2 separate regions of the Homo sapiens genome follow, and region 1 is linked to region 2. Evidence: read pairs that join two places in POLR2A ChIA-PET (ENCODE). Cell type or tissue: A673. All regions are shown on one strand. Links, peaks and the distances in the headings refer to the core of each region. The heading gives the core; the rest is flanking DNA.

Region 1 (9,126 bases), core at 1,127-9,126, 55 kb before region 2:
TATGTTTTTTGTAGAGATGGGGTTTGGTCACTCTGTTGCCCAGGTTGGTCCCGAACTCCCAGCCTCAAGCGATCCTCCCACTTCCACCTCCCAAAGTGCTGGGATTACAAGCATGAACCACTGTGCCTGGGCAGTAGGATTGTTTTTGTTTTTGTTTTTGAGAGCGAGTCTTGCCCTGTTGCTCAGGCTGGAGTGCAATGGCGTGATCTCGGCTCACTGCAGCTTCCGTCTCCTGGGTTCAAACGATTCTCCTGCCTCAGCTTCCCGAGTTGCTGGGATTACAGGCACCTGCCACCACACCCAGATATTTTTTTTGTATTTTTAGTAGAGACAGGGTTTCATCGTGTTGGCCAGGCTGGTTTCAAACTCCTGACCTCGTGATCCGCTCGCCTTGGCCTCCCAAAGTGCTGGGATTATAGGTGTTAGCCACCGCGCCTGGCCAGGATATTTTTATAGCAGGACTGGAAAGATAATTCAGTCTTTCCTCTGCCATGATTGATCAAAATTAGTTTTTTTGTGTGTTTTTGTTTTTGTTTTTTTTTGTTTTTTGAGACGGAGTCTCGCTCTGTCGCCCAGGCTGGAGTGCAGTGGCGCGATCTTGGCTCACTGCAAGTTCTGCCTCCCAGGCTCACGCCATTCTCCTGCCTCAGCCTTCTGAGTAGCTGGGACTACAGGCGCCCGCCACCACACCTGGAGAATTTTTTTTATTTTTAGTGGAGACAGGGTTTCACCGTGTTAGCCAGGATGATCTCGATCTCCTGACCTCGTGATCCGCCCGCCTCGGCCTCTCATAGTACTGGGATTACAGGCGTGAGCCACTGTGCCCAGCCCAAAATTAGTTTTTTATTAGTGATAGTTTAGGAATTTTTTTCCTTCAGTTTTGTAATTCATTGTTGGTAAGATTATTTAACTCAATGATTGTTGTTAAATTTGGAGCAACTGCTATAAAATATCTTACTCATGTGAGCTGTGTATTTGGAAGGATTTTCCACACACTATTTCTGACTTCGTGCATTTCAAATTTTATTTCTTTTACAATGCCCTTGTACTCCTGGGGCTGGGCATCATATATTCTCTGAGTCAGCACCTTCAGATCACAACACTCAGGGAGACAGAACAATGGCATTAGGAATATTCCTGAATGCCATCTGGGGCACCTAGGAGTAATATAACTATACCCGCAAGGGGCCAGAATCCCATAAATATACTCACCCCCAGCCCTAAACCCAAATCAGCCTCTCCCTAGCCAGATTTCAAAACACCTGTGGCCACCTGATATGAAGCGAGGTGTGATGAAGGAGAGGTTGGGAGTGGAAAGAGAAAAAAGTCTGAACTAACTGTGGTTAAAATATCTTATGTTTGCAAAATTTTTATTTTAATTTATTTATTTTTACTTTTTTGAGACAGTCTCACTCTGTCGCCCAGGCTGGAGTGCAATGGCACAACCTCAGCTCACTGCAACCTCCGCCTCCTGGATTCAAGCAATTCTCCTGCCTCAGCTTCCCAGGTAGCTGGGAATCCAGGCACATACCACCACACCTGCTAATTTTTGTATTTTTAGTAGAGATGGGGTTTTACCATGTTGGCCAGGCTGGCCTCAAACTCCTGACCTCAGGTGGTCTGCCTGTCTTGGCCTCCCAAAGTGCTGGGTTTACAGGGTGTTACAGGGGTTACAGGGGTGAGCCACTGCACATGGCCTATTTTTATTTTTTTAATTTTTTATTTAATTAATTAATTGTTTTTGAGACAGAGTCTCGCTATATCACCCAGGTGGGAGTGCAATGGCTCAGTCTCAGTTTACTGCAACCTCCGCCTCCCGGGTTCAAGCAATTCTGCTGCCTCAGCCTCCCGAGTATCTGGGATTACAGGCGCCCACCACCACGCCCGGCTAATTTTTGTATTTTTAGTAGAGATGAGGTTTCACCATATTGGTCAGGCTGGTCTTGAACTCCTGACCTCAGGCAATCCACCTGCCTCGGCTTCCCAAAGTTCTGGGATTACAGGCGTGAGCCACCGCGCCTGGCCACGCCCAGCTAATTTTTGTATTTTTAGTAGAGATAGGTTTTCACCAGTTTGGCCAGGCTGGTTTTGAATTCCTGATCTCAGGTGATCCACTCACCTTGGCCTCCCAAAGTCCTGGGATTACAGGCGTAAGCCACCACTCCCAACCCTATTTGTATTTTTTAAAAATTTTATTTGGCTTGAGGCACAGTATCAAGAGGTCCTGAGAACATGTACCCCTCATGTTTGCAAAATTTTAAAAAATTATGGCAAGAAAATACATAACAGAGCTTACTATCTTAACCATTTTTTTCTGAGATGGATCGGCTCTGTTGCCTAGGCTGGAGTGCAGTGTCATGATCATAGCTCACTGTAACCTCAAGCTTCTGGGCTCAAGTGATCCTTCTGCCTTAGCCTCCTGAGTAGCTGTAGTATAGCTAAGAGTGTAGGCACCACCTAATTTTTTAATTTTAACTTTAATTTTTTGTAGAGACAGGGTTTCGCTATGTTGCCAGGTTGGTCTTTTTTGTTTTTGTTTTTGAGGCGGAGTCTCACTCTGTCGCCCAGGCTGGAGTGCAGTGGCTCGATCTCGGCTCACTGCAACTTCTGCCTCCTGGGTTCAAGAGATTCTCCTGCCTCAGCCTGCCGAGTAGCTGGGATTACAGGTGTGTGCCACCACGCCTGGCTAATTTTTTGTATTTTTTTGTAGAGATTGGGCTTCACCATGTTGGCCAGGCTGCTGTCGAACTCCTGACCTCAGGCAAAGTGCTGGGATTACAGGCCCAGGTTGGTCTTGAACTCCTGGTTTCAAGCGATCCTCTCACCTCAGGCTCCCAAAGTGTTGAGATTAAAGGTGTGAGCCTTGCACCTGGCCAGTCTTAGCCATTCTAAGTGTACAGTTCAGTAGTGTTAAGTATTTTCACAGTACTGTGCAACAGATCTCTAAAACATTTTCATCTTGCAAAACTGAAAGTTTATAACCATTCTTACTTTTGCAAATTTTATGAAGACATATAATCCCGGCCGGGCGCGGTGGCTCACTCCGGTAATCCCAGCACTCTGGGACGCCGAGGTGGGCGGATCACCTGAGGTCAGGAGTTCGAGACCAGCCTGACCAACATGGTGAAACCCCCATCTCTACTAAAAATAAAAAATTAGCTGGGTGTGGTGGCACACACCTGTAGTTCCAGCTACTCGGGAAGCTGAGGCAGGAGAATCTCTTGAACCCGGGAAGCAGAGGTTGCAGTGAGCTGATATCATGCCACTGCACTCCAGCCTGGGAGGTTGCAGTTAGCTGAGATCATGCCACTGCACTCCAGCCTGGGCAACAGAGTGAGACTCCATCTCAAAAAAAAAAAAAAACAAACAAAAGGTCGGGCGCGGTGGCTCACGCCTGTAATCCTAGCACTTTGGGAGGCTGAGGTGGGTGGATCACAAGGTCAGGAGATCAAGACCAGTCTGGCTAACACGGTGAAACCCCATCTGTACTAAAAATACAAAAAATTAGCCGGGCGTGATGGCGGGTGCCTGTAATCCCAGCTACTTGGGAGGCTGAGGCAGGAGAATGGCGTGAACCCGGGAGGCGGAGCTTGCAACAAACCAAGATTGCGCCACTGCACTGCAGCCTGGGCGACAGAGCAAGACTCAGTCTCAAAACAAAAACAAAAACAAAAACAAAACAAAACAAAAACCATATAATCCCATGCAGGTGATGAGTTCTGAAGTTTAAGCTTCAGTGGGCTTCATGATAAATTCATTCTTGCTGAGGGAAGATTTGAGTCTTTTTGGAGTTCCCCAAGGTACAGATTTGGACATCATACACTGTAGGAAATCAAGGTTGCATCAAATGACCGCTCCAGGAGGGAGAGCTGTTAGGGAATAATAGGTCCAGAGGTGTTTGTTTTGGGTTTTTTTTTTTTTTTATTTTATCGCCCAGGTTGGAGTGCAGTGGTGCAATCTCGGCTCACTGCAATCTCCGCCTCCCGGGTTCAAGCGATTATTGTGCCTCAGCCTCTGTGCCACAACGCCCGGCTAATATTTGTATTTATAGTAGAGATGGGGTTTCACCATGCTGGCCAGGCTGCTCTCGAATTCCCAACCTCAGGTGATCGCCTGCCTTGGCCTCCCAACGTGATGGGATTACAGGTGTGAGCCACTGTGCCCGGCCAGGTCCAGAGGTCTTAACCTTCTCATGGATTCCTGGGATTTTGAGGTGGTGTCTCAGGCACTGCCAATTTGGGCTGCTTAGCTCCTCCCCTCCCCCACACTTGAAACATCTGCTTAAATAATAACGATGACATTAATGATCATCATTCAAGCTGAAATACATTGGTTACTTTACTACATGATAGACACTATTCCAAGTACCCCACTTGTATTAAGTTACTTAATTCTTTTTTTTTTTTTTTTTTTGAGATGAAGTCTCACTCTGTTGCTCAAGCTGGAGTGCAGTGGCACAATCTCAGCTCACTGCAACCTCCACCTCCCGGATTCAAGCGATTCTCCTGCCTCAGCCTCCTGAGTAGCTGGGACTACAGGAATGCACCACCATGCCCGGCTAATTTTTTTTGTATTTTTAGTAGAGATGGGGTTTCACTATGTTGGCCAGGCTGGCCTTGAACTCCTGACCTTGTGATCCACCCACCTCTGCCTCCCAAAGTGCTGGGATTACAGGCATGAGCCACCAAGCCAGGCCAAGTTACTTAATTCTTACAATGCAACTATGTGGTTGGAATTAATCATTATCCCATTTTCCAGAGAAGGATGCCAGGGCTTGAAAAGCTTCAGTTTTATAGATAAAGGTTCCTTGTAACATACCTTTTGAAAAAAAATTGTTCTACTAATAACACGTTTTGAAAAAGTCTGAATTAGTCCAGGGTATTTATTTTACACATGGGAAAGTAAAATCCAGAAAAAGGGGTCATTTGTTCAATGCCACACACTTATTCTTTCATTATTTCCTGGGCGCCTGCCTTGTGCCAGTGACTGTGCTATGACATAAGGGTTCAGAGGTAAACAAGATACTCATGGAATATAATTTTAGTGGAGGCCAGTGGACAATATATACAAGAAGAAATGAATAGGCAAAATAATTCCAGACAGTGCTGGGATGATACATTTGAGATGTGATTGAGTGACAAAGAGAGAGAGTGTTAATTTAGTTGGAGAGGTGGTCAGGAGAGTGTGGTCTGTGGAGGTAACATGTGAGCCACAACCTGATGACCTGAAGAAGTCAGCCGTGCACTGCTATGGGGGGACAACACTCCAGACAGAGGGATCTATGAGTGCAAAGGCCCTGAGGCAGGAATGGCTTGTTAGTAATACAGCAGACTCCTGGTCCAGTGCTCCTTCTCTGCCTGCTGCTCTCTAGGCCCTCAGAGAGGCTCCTTTGGTGTCCTGGACCTCCCTCAAGCTCAGTCCCTAAGGGGCCAGCTGATCTAGGAAGGTAGCAGATCTGGCTTCCTGTGGGTCCTCCTCCCAGAAGCCCTATGGCTGAACCGGATCTGAGTTTCCTGGTTCCTGTCTGGCAGAAGGGGAGCAGATCTCCTCCCTGCCTCCTCTCCCCAGGCTCTAGCCCTTGCTCCAAATCTCCATGGCAACCCCTGGACACAGTTCTGAACCAAATGAAGAGGATCTGGAAGGCAAAGCACTAAGATCATAGTGAAGACTTGCCTCCCCCTTCTCCTTGTGTCCCACCAGCCTCCCTGCTGGCCTGACCAGGCCCCATACTCCAGTCTCCCCAGAGACCCCAAGCTGAAGATTCTGTGGGTCTGCCCCATTGCTGGGCACAGCAGAGCCTGGATGGAGGCTTGTTGTCTTCTGCAGTTGCCCCAAAGGTTGCTCTTGCTGGGGGCAGCCGCCCTGACTGCAACTGCTTTGGAGACAGGTAAGTATCAGGGGGCTTGGTTGGGGCACCCAGAAGACTTGGGCCCCCACCATCCTTAGAGACTATGTTTCCCCAGTCAGCACTCATCCTGCTGGGCTGAGACCTTTTGAGCTGGGGGAGGCTGGGAAACTGTGTCTGGTCTTGCTTGGCATCCCCAAATCCAACCCAAAGCCTTCTGGAAGGCTTGGATCTGCCAGTCACCTAGAAGCAGGAGTCTGGGAGTGGGCAGGACAGCCCTCAGGGCCTGCTTTGCAAAACTCTGTAGGCTTCGGATTCAGAGAAGCTGCATTTACACACTCTGCCACTTCTTATGTTTGTACCTTTGAGATCATTGTTTCAACTCTCTGAATTTCTTTGGCAGTAAAATGAAAATAATAGGCCCTTGCCCCTTAAGGGACTATGATTATTGGCATATAAGATGAGATAAGTCATGCAAGGCACTTCATAATACCTGGCACATAAAAGGTGCCAAATTCCCGGCTGGGCGCAGTGGCTCACGCCTGTAATCCCAGCACTCTGTGATGCCGAGGCGGGCGGATCATGAGGTCACGAGATCAAGACCATCCTGGCCAACATGGTGAAACCACATCTCTACTAAAAATACAAAAATTAGCTGGGCATGGTGGCATGTGCCTGTAATCCCAGCTACTTGGGAGGCTGAGGCAGGAGAATCGCTTGAACCAGGGAGTCGGAGGCTGCAGTGAGCCGAGATTGCGCCACTGCACTCCAGCCTGGCAACAGAGAGAGACTCCGTCTCAAAGAAATAAAAAAAAAAAAGGGTGCCCAATTCCCTTACTCTCTAAACTCCATGCCTGCCCTGTGTACCTTCAGGGTAGGCTCTGGCTTTAGCAGAGAAATACCAAATATTGGAAAGTGCTCCCACATCCTGAGCTCTGATGAAGGATTTTTTCCTCAAAGACCCACATCCTGGCTGGTCCTCAAGTACCCACTGGTCCCTATCTTGCACCAGAAAACCCACCTCCTCTTTCCTCTCTGTGCTTACAGAAATCAGGGCTACTTTGAGTACTTGCACATCTTCTCATTTAATCCTCACAACAACCCTGTACCAGTGAGGATGTTTTGGGCTGTAAGTAACAGATAACAAACTAAATGGGGCTTAAATGGTAGGATATTTGCTATTTCAGTTAAGAGTGGTCATAGGTGATTCCAGAGATGGTTAACTCAACGGCTCAACAATGTCACTGTTCCTCTGAAATGCTCTGACCTCATCTTTGCAAAATGGCTGCTGCAGCTCTGGACATCCCATCCTCATCCTCAGTCAGCAGCTTTCAAAAGCAGGAAGAAAAGGGGCTCCTTATCACACAGCTCTCCCCCTCCCCTTTTTTTTTTTTGGTGACGGAGTCTCGCTGTGTTACCCAGGCTGGAGTGCAGTGGCTTGATCTCAGCTCACTGCAACCTCCGCCTCCAGAGTTCACGCGATTCTCATCCTCAGCCTCTCGATTAGTTGGGATTACAGGTGCGCACCACCATGCCCGGCTAATTTTTTGTATTTTAGTAGAGATGGGGTTTCACCATGTTGGCCAGGCTGGTCTCGAACTCCTGACCTCAGGTGATCCACCTGCCTTGGCCTCCAAAGTGCTGGGATTACAGGCGTGAGCCACTGCGCTCGGCCCCGCATCTTAGGGTTTCGAATAAGGGATTGTAGATTTGAATTAAATTAAATTAAATCATTTAATCCTTACAATCATTCTGAGATTGATTAATCATCCCCATTTTACCGATGAGGAAAATGAGGCTCAGAGAGGGCGAGTAACTCGCTTGGGATCACACAGCGGGCAGGGGACAGAGTAGAGTTCGGGGTCGCGCCGCGCGGCTCCAGTTTCCGTGCCTTCCGCTGCAGCCGACCTGGCGGAACTGTGCGGGCAGACGTGGCAGGGGGACGGGCTGCTGCTGCGCTCGCACGCCGCATCGCGCAGGTTCTACTTCGTGGCTCCGGACACCGACTGCGGGCTCTGGGTGCAGGCGGCAGCCCCCGGCGACCGGATCCGCTTCCAGTTCCGCTTCTTCCTGGTCTACAGCCTGACCCCCGCGCCCCCGGCGCTCAACACCTCCTCCCCGGCCCCGGCCGACCCGTGCGCCCCCGGCTCCTACCTGCAGTTCTACGAGGGCCCGCCGGGGGCGCCCCGGCCCCTGGGGTCCCCACTGTGCGGCCTGAACATCCCGGTGCCTGTGGCATCCTCCGGACCCTTTCTAGGCCTGCGCCTGGTCACGAGAGGCCGCCAGCCCCGCGTGGACTTCGTGGGCGAAGTCACCTCTTTCCGTCTGGGTGAGCTGGGGCTGAAGGCCGGGACGGGACCCTCTGCAGAGGCCATGCGGGACTGGGGCCACAGTGGGGGCCCCGGTGAGGGCCGCTGCCGACAGGGGAATGGCAGGGGTGCCCGAAGCACAAGATGGCAGGGACTGGGTCCAACGGGAGGGAAGAAGGTGGTGGCTAGTGGCAGAGTCACAATAAGGGACCTCCCGGATCCTAAGAGCCAACCATATAAATCTGGCTACCATGGATGTGTGCGTCAGACTGTCCTACCAGCCCCAGTGCGCACACACATCCACACACATCCACACACAACTTCCTCCCCACACACATTCACACACAACTCCCACACGTTCACACCTCACACTCTGACATCCACACCCATGTCACATACGCACAACCCACGCACCTCATCGCCCCCACACACTCCACACTCATGCCTCTCACTGCAGCACACGCCTCACACTGCACACTCACCATCACACACCTCATATGCACACAGTACCGCCTTGCACACTTACACACAGCTCACATGCTCTCATGCCACATGCTGGCTGCTCTGCGCTGGGTCAGCCCTTCAGATGTTTGCAGAAGGGTGTGCTTAGGACTCGCCAGGCCTGTAGGCAGCAGAAACCAACTCAAGCCAGGAAAGGGCCCTCTTGGAACTGAAATTAATAATACTCGCCCAACTGGGCGCCGTGGCTTTCGCCTGTAATCCCAGCACTTTGGGAGGCCAAGTCATGAGGATCACTTGAGCTCAGGAATTCAAGACCAGCCTGGGTGACAGAGAGAGACCTGCCTAAAACAACAACAAAAAATAATTTAAAAAATATAATAATTAAAAAATAATAAAATTAATAACAGTACTTGCCCCATAGGGGTATTGTGAGGCCTCAATGGGCCAGGATGTGTAGTATTTACGGCTGTGCATGGCACAGAAGAGGAAGTCAGTACATGTTAGCTGCCA
Region 2 (10,147 bases), core at 1-8,000:
CACGCCTGTAATCTCAGGACGTGGGTGGATCACCTGAGATCAGGAGTTAGAGACCAGCCTGCCAACATGGTGAAATCCCATCTCTACTAAAAATACAAAAATTCGCCAGGCATGGTGGCAGGTGCCTGTAATCCCAGCTACTCCAGAGGCTGAGGCAGGAGAATGGCGTGAACCCAGGAGGCGGAGCTTGCAGTGAGCCGAGATTGTGCCATTGCACTCCAGCCTGGGTGACAAAAGCGAGACTCCATCTCAAAAAAAAAAAAAAAAAAAAAAAAAAAAGAGGCTGGGTGTGGTGGCTCACACCTGTAATCCCAGCACTTTGGGAGGCCAAGGCGGGTGGATCACAAGGTCAGGAGATCGAGACCATCCTGGCTGACACAGGTGAAACCCCGCCTCTACTAAAAACACAAAAAATTAGCCGGGTGTGGTAGCGGGCGCCTGTAGTCCCAGCTACTCGGGAGGCTGAGGCAGGAGAATGGCGTGAACCCAGGAGGTGGAGCTTGCAGTGAGCCCAGATGGCGCCACTGCACTCCAGCCTGGGTGACGGAGCGAGACTGTCTTGAAAAAAAAAAGAAAAAGAAAAGAAAAAGAAAATACGTGCATCCTCATAAAAACATGTGGGTTACAGATTCTCCTCCAAAGAGATTCACGTTTGTGGTATCAACAATAGGGTGTTCCTTGCTCCAAGTTTAGGTTATGGCTGTCAACCACCTGCCCCTTCACTGCGTACCCTGGGGGGCTATATACATGCTACTCTGAAAAGTCAAGGTATAAAAAATATATGTAATGAGGCCAGGCACAGTGGCTCATGTCTGTAGTCCCAGCTACTCGGGAGGCTGAGGCATGAGATTCACTTGAACCCAGGAGGCAGAACGAGACTGAGACCCTGTCTCAAAAAAAAAAAAAAAGTAAAAAGGCCAGGTGTGGTGGCTCACGCCTGTAATCCCAGCACTCTGGGAGGCCGAGGCGGGTGGGTTGCTTGAGCTCAGGAGTTTAAGACCTTCTGAGCAACAAAGTGAGACCCCATCTGTATTAGATAAAAAAAATTTTTTTAAGAAAAAGAAAAAAATAGTAAAGAACCAAAGTTTTCTTTACACAGAAGGATGTTATTCCATAGCTCTGGCCACCCCACCATCCCCGGTGACCTGGCCTGCTGACCCAGGTGCTTTGAACCACAGGCCATGCCCCATGATCCTGATCCCCTGGATTGATGCCTGCCTTGTCCAGCCCTGGTCCCCCACCCAGGCCCAGCTGAGCTGACCCCCTGTCCTGGCCTCGCTTGCAGCTCACCGAGCAGGCCCCAGTCTCTGGGTGGCACAGGTCTGAGTGGCCATTGCATTCACATAGCTCGCAGTGGCCGAGGTAGAGCCCACTCCCGGTGCGCGTGTAGCCGGGGGCACAGTCCTAGGGGCAGAGAGGAAGGTTGGCCTCTGTTCCCAACGTGCCCCACCCACAGCCAGCAGACCCAGAACCCCTCCCTCCAGTGTCCTCCCAGGGGTGACCCTGGAACATCACAGGCCGGCGCCCCTCCTTCCCCACTTCTGCTCAGTCTGTCCTCCCACCCACGGCCCTCTCCCAGTCCACACTGTTCACCTCTGGGAGGCATCTCTATGCTGTGCTTTGGGCCGGAGTAATCTGTGTTTCTGAATTGGCTCCCTGTCTCTGGTGGGCCCCCTCAAGGGCATGAACTGGGTTTTAACCCCCGGAGAGTGTGGCCCAAACGTGAGGCTGCACTGCCCAGTGGTTAGGACATGCTAGGCTTTGGAGTCAATCAGACCCAGGTTCAAATTAGTTTCTGCCACACATTAGCCGTGTGCCCTTGGGACACACTCACCCCTCAGCACCTCTATTTTTTTACCTGTTAAAGGGGATAATGATATGTAACTCAGGGCTGTCGGGAGGAATACATGCAGGGCCCAGATGCAGGGGTCATTATAGTTATGATGGTAATCAAGGCTGCGGCGACGCCGGCTGATTTGCTTGCTGATGCCTCTGTGCCTGTGCAGAGGTGGTGGAGCTGGCCACACACTCACCTGGCAGGACAGACCGATGTAGCCTGGCGGGCAGCGGCACTCCTCCACCTCGAGGGCGCGGGGTCTGTTTGAGGGCCCCGGCTGGGCGACCTCCAGGCTGACTGCGCTGATGCTGGCCGCCAGCGGCACGGAGGAGAACGTGGCCCGGATCAGGAGCTCATCCAGGTCGGCCAGTGCCATCAGGAGGTGCTCGCGTGTGGCCGGCTGCCCATCGGGCCGGCGCCAGAATTCCTGGGTTGGGGGTGGCAACGTGGGCGGGGGCAGTGGGCTTTGTGGGCTGCTCCTACAGTTACCACCCCCCAAATCCTGCCTTACAGGCACTGACTGAGGGCTGCCAGGTGAAGGTTGGGGAGCGAGAGACAGGGTGGGTATCAAAGCCAGGCTCTGAGTCAGGGTGGAGGGTGGGGTGGGGTTAGACACAGCATGGCCAGGTGCCCCTTACCTCTCGGAACATGATCTCGTAGCTCCTCCTCTCAGGGCCCTGCAGCGCTGGCTGGGAGGCCACTAGCATGATGTTGTTGCCCTGGAAAGACACCAGCAGGATTGGAAGGGGAGCCGAGGGGTCCCTGGGGTGCCAGGGTGTCCTCCACCAGTCCTAGATTCTCTGTAACCCCCAGCCTCCCACCTCTCTGCTCTCCCAAGCTCATGCGCCCAAAGGAGTCAGGCACATGCCCACTGCCCCCTTCTCCCAGCAGCAGGATCCTCTGCTTGGGTAGTGTCCAACCAGGCAGGGATGTGGGGGCATGGGCCTAACTCCCCCAGCCTGTGCCAGAAAACTGAGTGCTGGATGGAAAGGACAAAGGACAAATGCCGAGGGTGCCCCTGGCTTCCATCCTGCCCTTCTGCCCACCCAGCATGGTGTCCAAATGCTCACCGTGATCTGCACATCGGGGTCAGAGAGTGGGCTGCCCTGTGGGCCTGCTGTGTAGGAGAGGGTGTATCGCAACTTCCCACCGTAGGCCGCCACCTGCAAAGAGGCAAGCCCAGAGGTCACAGGCTGACCTTGGGGTGTGAGTGTTGGACCATATAGGTGAGGGATGGAGCATCTGGCGGCCTTTTTGCACCTGTGCCACACTCCCCCACCCCCCTCCCTGCCCAAACCAAGAGGCCAGGGTGCATGGTTGCCTGGGAAACAGGACATTTCTCAGTTCCTCTGTAGCCCCAGACATGGTGGTGATGATGCTGAGCAGCCTCTTTGCTCTGCAAGGTTCTCTATTCCCCATTGCCTGACGGTGCCGGCGAACAAACTCCAGGTCTGCTTTCATTTACAGGAATTTCCCATAAGGCAGACAAGTGTAATGACAATGACCACCATGGGGAGGCTGCGGAAGCTTCAAAAGTTCTCAGCCATGGGGGTGGGGCTGACGGCAGCCCCTCGGAGGCCTTGCCTCCTAGGCAGGTGGTTTTTGTTTGCCCAGTATCCAGTTCCTGCTTTCTAGAAACTAAACCGTGGTTTTCTATAAAGAACAACTGTCTCCGCACATGCAGACCATGTGGTCTGAGGGCCCTGATCCCCTCCTCCTCTATAGTGGAGACATGAGCCAGGCCTGGCCAATCTGCATAACCTACCACTGCCCTTTGCCACCCCATCAGGGATAGACAAGTAACCCGTGCACTTATGCTCTTTCTACCAGGCCAGAGAAAGTCCCTTCTGCAGTCAGATGAGAAGCTGGAGAACCAAGATAAAGCCCTAATGAGCCCCTGGATAAGGCCATGCCTGACACCATACATGCTTAGACTCTGCAGTTGCATGAGCCGATAGATTCTTTGTTGCAGACAAGCCCACTGGACTTGGGCACTGTGTTGCTCATGACTGGGGAGTCCTTACTTCTGCTGCAGAGGACCTTCACGTGGACAGCTGAGGCTCCCCAGCTCTGTCCCACAGGACTTTGCTTTCTCTCCTCTGCCACCAGGGCAGACATTCATCTCAATACCAAACTGCATCAAGCCTACCTCTTTGTTCATTTGTGTGTTCACTCAGCTAACCAGCATTTATCAAACACCTGCTGATTACACACACGGCCCTGGGCTACATGGCTACAGGGATATTCTCCATGAGCTCAAGGCATGGTAAGGAATTTTGGAGTGGAACCAAATAACCATAAAATAACTGGTTTCCTGCTTGCTTTGAATGCCAGAAAGTTCACAGCCATTTCTGGGACTGACTTTCTGGCAAGTTGCAGGTGTGTACAGCACAGTGATTTTTAAAAATTTTTTATTTTTTTTTTCACCTTTTTTTTTTAAATAGAGATGGGGTCGCCCTATGTTGCTCAGGCACTTTTTTTTTTTTTTAAATAGAGATGGGGTCTCCCTATGTTGCTCAGGCTGGTCTCAAACTCCTGGACTCAAGCGATTGTCCTGCCTCAGCCTCCCAAAATGCTGGGATTACAGGAATGAGCCACCATGCCCGGCCGATTTATTTTTTTAGAGACAGCATTTCGCTATGTTGCTTAAGCTGGTCTCAACTCCTGGCCTGAAGCGATTTTTCAGCCTCAGTCTCCCAAAGTGCTGGGATTATAGGTGTGAGCCATTGTACCCAGATCCAGCATAGTGATTAAAACGGCAGACTCCACAGTCTGAATGACCTGGGTTCAAACTCTAGCTCTACTGGCTATACAGCCTTGGACAAGTCGCTTCACCTCTCTGAGCCCTACTTTCCTCACATGGAAATGGAAGTAAAAGTAATACCCACTTTGAAGGGTATCATGAGGATTAAGTAATATAGGACACAAATGGTGATGTACTCCACACAGTTTGAGAATGCATATCACGCTTGATAACCCTGCAGTACTCCAGCTCCACCCTCGGCTCCAGCAGATTGCTTCTTATCCTCACCCCTCAACCTCCCTGTCTCACTTCTCTGAATGTACCTTGTGACTGCCTATTCTTTTTTTTGTTTGTTTTTTGAGATGGAGTTTCACTCTTGTTGCCCAGCTGGAGTACAGTGCTGCAATCTCAGCTCACTGTAATCTCTGCCTCCCGGGTTCAAGTGATTCTCCCCCTTCAGCCTCCCAAGCAGTAGGATTACAGGTGCCTGCCAACACACCCGGCTAGTTTTTGTATTTTTAGTAGAGACAGGGTTTCCCCATGTTGGCCAGGCTGGTCTCAAACTCCTGTCCTCAGGTGTTCTGCCTGCCCCAGTCTCCCAAAGTGCTGCGATTATAGGCATGAGCCACCGCACCCAGCCAGGAAGCTGAATTTTTTTTTTTTCTTTGAGATGGAGTCTTGCTCTGTTGCCCAGGCTGGAGTGAAGTGGCATGATCTAGGCTCACTGCAACCTCCGCCTCCCAGGTTCAAGCAATTCTACAGCCTCAGTCTCCTAAGTAGCTGAGATTACAGGCACCCGCCACCACGCCCAGCTAATTTTTGTTATTTTAGTAGAGACAGGGTTTCACCATGTTGGCCAGGCTGGTCTCGAACTCCTGACCTCAGGTGTTCGCCTGCCCCAGTCTCCCAAAGTGTTGGGATTACAGGTGTGAGCCACCACGCCCAGCCTGCTATGTGTATTCTTAAGAGGTACTTGAAATTGTTGGAACAAAATAGAGGCAATATGAATACTCATCTAAGGCCAATGCCAGCACTCATGATGATAATAATAATGATACTGATGGTGACAGGAATGATAATGGGATGGACAGGGAGCTCTGGGAGGCCAGGGCCCACTCGGCCTGTACACGACGCAGCACACAGTAAATAATTAATGCTTCTTGAATGACTGAGTGAAGTACCAAAAACTAGGCCAGCATCTAGACACAAGGTCAAGGAAGCCCAGAGAAAAGGCACTAGAGAAACCCTCCCAGGCGAGACAGCTCCTCTGACAGGGGTCAGGGGCCAGGGGTCAGGGGTCAGGGCCCGCTGAAGGACAGGGGCAGAGCTGAGTTCAGTCTCAGCTGTGCTCTGACCTGAACATGAGACCCCAGGCAAGTCTCTACCCACCGTGAGCCTCGGTCTCCCCATTTGTGTCATAAAGGGCCTTGACAAAGGGCCCTCTGATATTTTGGGATTCTATGACACCCCTATAATCCCCCCAAATCCTTGTTACCTTGTCCCCCAGGAAGGCCCGGGGCAGCTGCCAGTAATAGAGGCTTCCAGGAAGCAGAGAGAAGCCTTCGTAGGAGAGAGAGAACTAGGAGGGAAGGGCAGGTGGTAAGAGCCGAGGGGAGCAGGGGTGGGGGTGGGAGGGCGGAGGTGGTTCCGGCAGGGGTGGACCGTCATGGGAGGGAGGCCTGGTGGCAGGGCAGAGAGACAGAGCCCCCCACTCCCACCCGACAGTGCGGGTCCTGGCCTTGCTCTTTGGACGACTTTCTTCCCAATCCCGGCCCAGGTCCCCAGCTGCTCTCTCTGGGCGTGGCCTGGGTCGGCTTCTCCTCCCATCTGGTGGGTCTCTTTTGTGGACCAACGTTTACACAGCACATCAGTAAACAATTTCAATGGGATGGCTCCTTTCATATGTATTTGAAAGAGAGTAACCAGCCTGAGTTGGTACATGATTGATTTAAGAGAAAATTGGAAAGAAATAATAGTCCAAGTAGTTCACAGAAATTGGTGAAGTTGGTTCAGAAATGACTGAAGTCTAGAAAGCATGGTGGGTGGGGATCCCTTGATGGGCACCTTGGCACATACCTGAGAGCCTGGTGAGAAAGACAGAGAAGCTGAGGAAGAGGAGGAGGAGGAGGAAGAAGAAGGAGGAGGTGCTGCTCGCAGAGCAGCTGCAGGCTGGGGATGAGGAGAGAGCCCCTGGGGAGGGGGTTGGGGTTGGGCAGCAAAGCTGGACAGGAGCTGCCAGATCTCAGCATCCATCCGTCTCTGAGCCTCGTCCACCTGGGGGACCAGGAGCCGAAGAGCGGCAGAAGGGAGCAGAGAGGGACAGAAAGGACGTCCGTGAGGCTTCACCTCCCCACGGGCCCAGCCAGCCACCCGCTCTGCACTGTCTGCTCACAAGTGCTGATACCTGGCACTCTGGCCCTTGTACCCACTGCCCTCTTGTTCCTCCTGAGCTAGGCGGGGATATCCCGGGATGGGTTTGGCTGCCTATGGGCCGTGACTGATGGGAGAAGCCCTACAAAGGGTGCCCAGCAAGGGAGGGGCAGAAGTGCTGGAGGCAGCCCCAGGGGCATCTGGACGGGGTTGTTGCTCCTCGGCCTGACTCTCTTTGTGTGCCCTGGCAACAGCCCAAGCCATTCATGGTTCTGGAATGTTTCCCAGGGGAGACACCAGAGCAGACCAGGCATCAGGCTGGGGCCTGGCCTGGCATAGGGGAAATGGCCCAGGAAAGCTGGAGTCTTCGCTCAGGTGCCTGCCTGGACTCAGCTCTCTGGTCTCCTCGCTGTGGCCCTAGGTACAACCTGTCCTAGCCAGGTCCTCAGTTACCTGTGATGCCCGCTGTGCCCAGTCCCTGCCCTCTGGGGGCTCTGGGATCCTCCCAGCTGTCACGGCTGCCCGCAACTGCTCCTCTGAGAGGGATGTGCGGTTCTGATGAAATGGAGGGAGCAGGCGAGCTAAGACCTCCCAAAGTCCTGGAGCTAGAGCCATGGGCAGGGTCCTCTACCCACGGACATGGTAGTCAGAAAGGCCCACACTAATTAGGAAGAAAGATGCATGCCCCCCCTCTCCAGGCTGGCACCCAAGGGTTAACTCCAGGCCGCCCACATGCACACAGAGGGTTCATGGTGGTTGCTTGAGAGGCAAGGCCAGGGGAACCCGGGGGGCTAGATACAGTCATGTGGATTAGCATCGGGTTAGTCTCCTTGCTACCTCAGTTGCCATTCTGACTTCAGACAGTTGGCACCAGGACCAGACCACACAGCAGGTGAGGCAAGGTGAGGCACATACCCTCCTGGCTCCAACCCTGGGGTCATGGGACACCGCCTGGATTCATGCAGACCCCCAATGCCTTGGGCACTGCGCATCTCCCCACGCAGGGCTGGGAGCACCCGAGAAGGCACCACGCCCCACCACACCAACTTCACACCACGCACGTCCTGGGCCTACCTGGTGAGCCCGGCGCATCCGCGCAAAGTACGCCTCCCCCTGTGGGGCGCAGGGAAATGCCAGGACAGGAGACAGAGATAGGTCTGAGAATTGCAGGACAGGGCAGCAGGGAGGCCAGGAGATAGCGAACCCCAGAAGGGAGAGGGGAGAAGGGACCAGAAGGCAGCCAGCCCCGGGAGAAGCCTGGAGTACCTGGCTGTGTCCAACGAACAGGGATAGGGCAACCCCAACCCCAGAGCGTGGGTGCCACCGGATGCCCGTGCTGCTCAAGAACACATTTGGGCAGGTTGTCCCAGAGCCCACCCCTGAGCCCCTGCCCCCCACAACACCATCACACCATCGCCACCACCATCATCACCACCTTTCCACCAGACCCTGTTCTGGAGTAGCAAAGACAGGTTCACCTCTGACTGGCAGAGTATTTGTTTTTTTTTTTTTTTTTTTGAGACAGGGTCTTACTCTGTCACCCAGGCTGGAGTGCAATGGTGCAATTATGGCTCACTGCAACCTCCCCATCCTGGGTACCAGCGATCCTCCCACCTCAGCCTCCCTAAATAGCTGGGACTACAGGCATGCACCAACACGCCCAGCTAATTTTTTGTACTTTTTGTAGAGACGGGGTTTCGTCACATTGCCCAGGCTGGTCTCAAACTCCTGAGCTCAAGTGGTCCTCCCGCCTCAGCCTTCCAAAGTGCTGGAATTACAGGTGTGGGCTCTGGCCTTTGGCAGAGCATTTGAAGGGCAGCCTCTGACCTGGGTTTGGATCCCGGCATTCCCACCTCCCAGCTGCGGGGCTTTGGGTAAGTTACCAAGCCCCTCTTGCCTTATTTATGAAATGGGGCAGTAGCAGGACCTGTCTCACACAGTTGTGATTTGTGATTTGTAAAGGATGCTGCCTAGCACATAGTGAGAGCTCAACACACATGACCTATCATGAGAATTACTGTGTCCAACACAAGCACAGAGCCAGCAGTGTGGATGAGTGAAGTCGGAGCGGGCACGTGAATGACACTGAAACTGTGTCTCACTTGTCTTTATATTTCCCGGCCTCTCCCAGATCTGTTTGTAGAATAACTGCATGAAAGCTAAAAGTCATGAACAGCTGAGCACTTATTATGTGCCAGGCACGATCTCCAATCCCCTCAGCCACCATGAAGTTGAGGTTTATCAAATGGTGTCTGGCTGGCAAGCGGCAGAGCTGGGGTTCAGACCAATGTCTATGGGACTGCAAAAGCCACGTGCCTAACCACGATATGGCCATGCAGGTGGCAGGTGCCTGCCTGCTGAGAGACGGCGCAGAGGTGAACTCATGTCTGAGTCACGGCTGACCCTGGTGCTTGGCTGGGGCCCACCTTGTCTCCCTGGTATGTCTCCGGCAGCTGCCAGTAGAAGGACTCATGGCCGAGTTGGGCAAAGTTGCCAAAAGAGAGCTGGGCACCCTCGGGCACGGGTTCCACAGTGAATTCTCCTGTCAGGCGGCTGTTTCGCTGTGGGTTCACCAGGGCAAAGCCTTGGAAGTCCCCAGGGGCAAAGTGGGTGGAGATCTGGCAGGGGAAAAAGGAGGGGGCGTCAGCCTGAGCACCGGGGTGCCTTGGTGGGGGATGGGGCACGGGAGGGTGTTAAGGTGCGGAATGGGGTCCTGTTGAGATCAGGACTGCGAGAGAAATAATGGGGGCATGTGAGGGTACTGAGGCGGGGATGAGGGTCGCTGGGCTCAGTGCTCAGATGGACAGTAACAGGCAGCAGGTGGCAACACCGCCTGGGGCTGGGCAGCACAGGCTCTCACCAGGTGGCGTGTGTAGGCAGAGCTGGCGCACTGCTGGGTGATGCCCATACAGAAGCAGGGCAGGCAGCCGTCTGGGTTGCTGGCACTCAGGTGGAAGTGGTGGGGCCGGCAGTGGCTGCAAGTGAGGCCTTCCACCTGGGCCTGGGTAGACGGATGGAAGGAGGCAGGCAGGGGACTCAGTGGGTCTCCTGCACCCCCAGCAGCCTGAGGCCAGCCTCCCTGGCCACTTCCAGCAGCCCCGGGCAGCCCCTGCCCTGTCCCCCATGCCCTGCCCCCCATGCCCAGGTCTCGGCTTCCACCAGATGCTGCCTGATTTCCCCGCAGGGTCTGGGCAGCG

Evidence for each region. Peaks named below come from ENCODE experiments on the same cell type or tissue, not always from the same donor. Only the 100,000 strongest peaks of a DNase experiment are listed, where the experiment ranks them.
Region 1: POLR2A ChIA-PET joins it to region 2 with 10 read pairs; 4 of 35 experiments call an interaction of 5 or more read pairs at or near these places.

Annotation. Positions count from the first base shown.
Region 1 is chr1:21,806,650-21,815,775 of GRCh38, forward strand. LDLRAD2 (low density lipoprotein receptor class A domain containing 2) reads left to right here and starts at 5,616. Exons shown (of 5, transcript NM_001013693.3): 1 at 5,616-5,887; 2 at 7,749-8,174. The coding sequence starts at 5,803. RefSeq lists silencers at 4,102-4,252, 7,981-8,100 and an enhancer at 5,407-5,701. In A673, for the core only: CTCF peaks have their summits at 8,022 (motif pointing right) and 8,232; no DNase peak of the experiment used is centred there; H3K27me3 peaks cover 1,004 bases.
Region 2 is chr1:21,862,810-21,872,956 of GRCh38, forward strand. It overlaps HSPG2 (heparan sulfate proteoglycan 2), which reads right to left. Exons shown (of 97, transcript NM_005529.7): 32 at 9,811-9,951; 33 at 9,377-9,568; 34 at 2,908-3,000; 35 at 2,476-2,556; 36 at 2,034-2,264; 37 at 1,291-1,404. Among named protein-coding and RNA genes, the nearest start is that of LDLRAD2, 56 kb to the left of the region's middle. RefSeq lists enhancers at 1,751-2,556, 2,557-3,362, 3,259-3,318, 3,349-3,418. In A673, for the core only: no CTCF peak of the experiment used is centred there; a DNase peak (open chromatin) is centred at 7,202.